Regions from separate parts of the Homo sapiens genome. Here region 1 is linked to region 2. A link is a loop called in an ENCODE intact Hi-C map of the cell type or tissue named here. Cell type or tissue: CD14-positive monocyte. All regions are shown on one strand.

Evidence for each region. Peaks named below come from ENCODE experiments on the same cell type or tissue, not always from the same donor. Only the 100,000 strongest peaks of a DNase experiment are listed, where the experiment ranks them.
Region 1: a loop joins it to region 2, with 5 times the contacts of the local background. A loop is called at or near these places in 2 of 110 quality-filtered maps.

What each region holds. Positions count from the first base shown.
Region 1 is chr3:196,631,224-196,633,723 of GRCh38, forward strand. It overlaps LINC01063 (long intergenic non-protein coding RNA 1063), which reads right to left and starts at 1,364. Exons shown (of 2, transcript NR_132101.1): 1 at 1,165-1,364; 2 at 281-422. RefSeq lists an enhancer at 1,032-1,786 and a silencer at 1,176-1,255. In CD14-positive monocyte, CTCF peaks have their summits at 1,487 (motif pointing left) and 1,694; DNase peaks (open chromatin) are centred at 1,418 and 2,348; H3K4me3 peaks cover 2,352 bases; H3K27ac peaks cover 2,500 bases.
Region 2 is chr3:195,899,430-195,901,929 of GRCh38, forward strand. The region is part of intron 1 of TNK2 (tyrosine kinase non receptor 2); the gene reads right to left. Among named protein-coding and RNA genes, the nearest start is that of TNK2-AS1, 7.4 kb to the right of the region's middle. RefSeq lists an enhancer at 1,476-1,635. In CD14-positive monocyte, no CTCF peak of the experiment used is centred here; a DNase peak (open chromatin) is centred at 1,402; H3K4me3 peaks cover 2,285 bases; H3K27ac peaks cover 2,500 bases.

The sequences.
Region 1 (2,500 bases), 730 kb after region 2:
GATTACAGGCACAGGCCACTGTGCCCGGCTAATTTTTGTATTTTTTTGTAGAGACGGGGTTTCACCATGTTGGTCAGGCTGGGTTTGAACTCCTGGGCTCAAGCGATCCACCTGCCTCAGCCTCCCAAAGCGCTGGGATTACAGGTGTGAGCCACAGCGCCTGGCCTCTCATTGCAGTTTTGATTTGCATTTCCCTGATGACAAATGATATCAAGCATCTTTTCACATGATTACTGGCCATTTGTATACCTTCTGTGGAAATGTGGTAACACCCTTTGCTGATTTTAAAATAGGGTTATTTGTTTATTATTGAGTTGAAATAATTCCTTCTTTTGAGTGTCAGTGACTGAGGTTCGCTGTGACACAGAGGGGTTCTCCTGGAGAGCTATGGCACATGCTCCATATTAAAAGGCAACATGATGCTGTCAGGAAGAACACAAAAGCAATTATAAAAACGTGTTAGTACATATTTATGCATCTTTTTTCTTACTCTCTCTTTGCTATCTATTCTCACAGCTCTAAATATGAATTATTTCTCTAGGTAGAGGCCAAGCATGAGTCAGCTTCTCCCAAGAATCAGTTGCCTGGGCTTCGAGACAGTTTTCTGCCGTATTTTGGGTAATTGTAGTTGCCAGGAGTCTGACTTCTGAGGGTGTCAGGTGCCATTTGCCGTTAAGTGGAGATAGTAGGTTGAACAGGGTGGGACTAATTGGGGCCAGTTTTGAGGAGGTGAATCTTTAGTGAAATCGCCAAGAACACAGTGGTGAGGACCTGGCAGAGAGGAGGAGATTCCAAGGCTGGGGGAATTGGGTAGTGGCGTCTGGGCACTGGGTCCTGTAGAAGGGAATTGGCGAGATGAATGAGCAGGGCTTCACAGGTGTGACTGATCTTGGTAAAGACGGTGAGAAGCCGTGACCAGGCAGGGTGTGCATGGGAGCAGTGAAAGGTCTAAAATTCAGCCTTTGAGCTCAGTGCTAGGTTCATGCTAGTAATTGGTTCCGATAGGTTAAGCTTCCTCTGGTTTGCCGGTGTGAGAAGAAAGAAAAACCTACTCCTCCCTGTTTCCGCCTCACCAGCTTCCCTTCTCTGCCAGCCCCACCCTGCCCCCGGCCCGTGTGGCTAAACTGCCCAACTGCCGATTAAAACCCGCACCTCCCAACATACCTCGCACCACCCAGAGGCCCCGGTCCCCGCCATTCATTCCGCTCCCGGCCGGGAGTCGCTCTAGCCAATCACCTTCCAGGCTCAGGGCGGCCGAGGCAGGGCCTCTGCCTCTTCGGGGGGCCTCTCCCTCCCCCTGCCCCTGATTGTGGCTGAACTGCCACCGCTTGATAGCAAACCACACTCGGCACAGGAAGGAGAACAGCGCCCGCGGCCCCGGGCCTCCATGAAATCAGCAAGGGCGCGCTCCTCCCACCGCCGCGCTGCTGAGCCTCCCGCCTTTCCTTCCGGTCGCTCGCGCCTCGAGAGGCGCCGCAGGGAGCCCTCTGCCGGTCCCGCCCTTCGCTGTTAGCGCTTAGGATCTGGTGCCTTTTCACGTGGGGGCGGGTGGGCGGGAGGCGAGTCTGGGGTCTTCGGGCCGGGCCTCCGCTCTCTGGCAGTTTGCACCTTGCTCCACTCACTGGCCTGCGGTCTGTGTTCACTCCTCCTCCTCTCCCACGTCTCAGGAACCTGCAGCTGGCCCCCGAGCCCGCGCCCTCCCGGTTCTAGGAATTCACCACTTTCTTGCCTTTGTTTGGGTATCTTTTGTTTGGAGCCAGAGCCGGCTCCAAGGAGGAGCTGCCGGAGGGTGCTAGGCTTTTTGCAGAGGAAGTGAGGAGCAGAGTGATAGGGCGTGAAGTCAGAGGGAGCAGAGAAGGGGCCGAATCCAGCGGGGCCCGGATCATGCAGGGCCCGGAGCCTGTGGTGAGGACTCCGGGATTTATATTCACCAATTATGAGAAAGGACTTCTCGGCCGGGCGCGGTGGCTCACACCTGTAATCCCAGCACTTTGGGAGGCTGAGGCCGGCGGATCGCCTAAGGTCAGGAGTTCGGGACCACCCTGGACAACATGGTGAAACTTTGTCTCTACTAAAAATACAAAAATTAGCCAGGCGTGGTGGTACATGCCTGCAATCCCAGATACTTGGGAGGCTGAGGCAGGAGAATCGCTTGAACCCAGGAGGCGGAGGTTGCCGTGAGCCGAGATCGTGCCACTGTACTCCAGCCTGGGCAACAAGAGCGAAACTCCGTCAAAAAAAAAAAGAAGAAGAAGAAGAAGAAGAAAAGAAAAAAGCAAAGAAAGAAAAGAAAGAGGACTTATCAATGACCACAAATGACTAAGTCCTCAACCTCTCCAACAGCTCTAGAGCAAATGACACTTTAGCCTGTGCTGAGCCCCTACAAGGTGCTAGACCAAGTATTCTTGGGGATATATACAAATGTGAACAAGCCAGAGACCCTGCCTGGCAGGACTCACTGTCCAGGGGGAAGGCAAAACTGCAAAGATGAGCTGGGACG
Region 2 (2,500 bases):
GATTCTCCTGCCTCAGCCTCCCAAGTAGCTGAGATTACAAGTGTGCGCCACCACGCCCAGCTAATTTTTATATTTTTAGTAGAGTTGAGACGGGGTTTCACCCTGTTGGCCAGGATGGTCTCGATCTCCTGACCTCATGATCCGCCCACCTCAGCCGCCCACAGGGCTGAGATTATAGGCGTGAGCCACTGCGCCCGGCCAAGAATTTTAAAAAGTTTAAATTATCCATCACGTTCCTATCCTTAAAGGGTCACTATTCCTGTAACTCTTTGTATCAGCACATAATTGTGCTGAAGGAGCGGTCTGTATACCTCTGCTGTGGTCTGTACATCGTAAGGGAACCATCTGTCCACATCTGTCGCCCTGAAGGGAGAACCTGGCAGGGGCCCTGGGTGTGTCTGCTGAGAAGGACTCAGTCTTTGTGAGGAACACTGGAGAACGGTGGCTGCTTCTTCCCCCGTGAGCTGCTGCCAGGTTGCTTTCCCAGTGGGTGCCAGGAACAAGCCTGGTTGCCCTCTCCCAGCCCCGGCTTTGCCTCCCCCCATGATTTCTAATCCAGAGACGCCAGCACCTTTCTGGGAAGAGGGGCTGTCCATGTCATCACAACCACTCCGACCCCAGACCCACTAAGCAACTCAGTCCCCCAAAGCCATCTCAGAACCAGAACAACTCAGCCAGTCCCTCAGGCAGAGGGAGAGCCTGACATTGGTCTTAAGGAAGGTGCCTTCTCATCGGACTGCGAAGGGGTGCTGGGGCGCGGGCTGCCACACAGGGTGATGGGAAGGGGGCCTGGGTCTGTCAGGATCCCAGCTCACCGAGAGAGAGGAGGGGAACAGGCAGGTGCCAGGGTGGGAGGGCAGAGCACAGAGGCAGAGGCAGACACACCAGGCAGGGCCCTGCTATGCCTCGTCCCCTCCAACTCCAGTGGAGAAGGGAATGTCACTTGAGAGAGGAGGGGTGAGGATCTGACTAAACAGCGTGACCCAGTCCACACTGAACCTGAGGCTGACTGGACTTGGTGGGGCTGACACGTGGAGACAAGAGCATCCATCTGTATCAAGTCTTGAAAGTACTGTGAAACCGTTTCATGCTCCGCCAGCTGAAGACCGGAGTGTCAACGCCGACACAAAGAGACAGTACACTGAGGGCCCTAATGTGCTCCTGGACCATCGCTCCCCAACACAGACACCAGCAGCAGTGGGTGGCAGAGGACACATTGCTGCAGCTGTCTGGGTCTCACTCCCATGCACGCCACACATGCCCAGGTGCCGAGGCCAGGACACGAGTGCCGCAGAGAGCTGCCTCTCGTTGCCTGTCCTGCCCATGCACTGTCACGGCACGGGGGCCCAGAGGGAAGGATGTGGTCTAGCTCCCAGCAGCTAGCCACTCCCAGAGAGAGCTCTTCCAGGGCTGGGCAGAGGCTGCCCGGCTCGTCATCCTGCCTGCTGCCAGCTCAGGCCATACCCCACCCCCAAGCCCTACGCAAGAGTCCAGAGCTGAAGGGGCCTATTGTTGGCCCTGGAGGTGGAGTGTGGAAAGAAGGAGTGGAGAGGAGATGCCAGAGCTGGGAAGTGAACATTCAGTCTACAAGATACACTGCTCATTCCCTCAGGACCATGTCTACACCAAGACCCAGGAGCTGGGAACATGTCACCTAGAGCAGGCCGCAGGGCCCAGGAGAGCCTGGGAGCCAGAGAAATGTCCGGTGCTTCAAGACATACACCTTAAATCCCACTGGACCCTGCTCACCATCTGACCTTGAAGAGCCCGGGACCCTCAAAGGGGAAGGGGCGTGCCTGGTCCAAGGTACCAGGAAGCTGTCATCGGGAATGGAGGCTCATGGAGGCTCAGGATCTGGGGGAGGGCAAATGTTAGCGGAAGGGTGACTCTCTTCTGGCCACAGGGTAGGGGGAGAGCCCTGCCAAGGTCAGGGTACCAGAGAAGAGGCCCTGCTTCATTGGCAGACACAGTGTACAGGGGACAGAGAGAAACAGAGGAGTCCAATGTTGGCAGACACAGTATACAGGGGACAGAGGGAAACAGAAGAGTCCAATGTTGTTACATCCAGCTGGGGGGCCCAGGAGGTACAGCTGCTGAGGAGGAAGAGAGGGACCAGGAAAACCTCCCTCCCCTCTCACCTTCCTTAGACACCCACCATGCACCCCACATGCCCACCCGATGCTGGTTTCTGGGAGAATATGAAGGGGCAGAAGTCATAGCCTGGGTCCTCAGGAAGACACTATGCGCCAGCTCTTCACTGAGAGTGTACCTTCACTGGCTGACCAAAAACCTGCCTTACTACCCCAGATTATCCCCACTTTACAAATATGGAAACCAGCTCTGGAGAGGTGGCCAAGAGCACCCAGAGAGTAAAAGGTAAAGCCAGCATTCAGCCCATTCACGACTGTACTGCTTGGCACAAGGATGCGGGCCCATGGAGGTCCCCGCGGAAGTCTTATGACCCACATTGGACTCGCTGAGTGGATACCATGTCATTCAC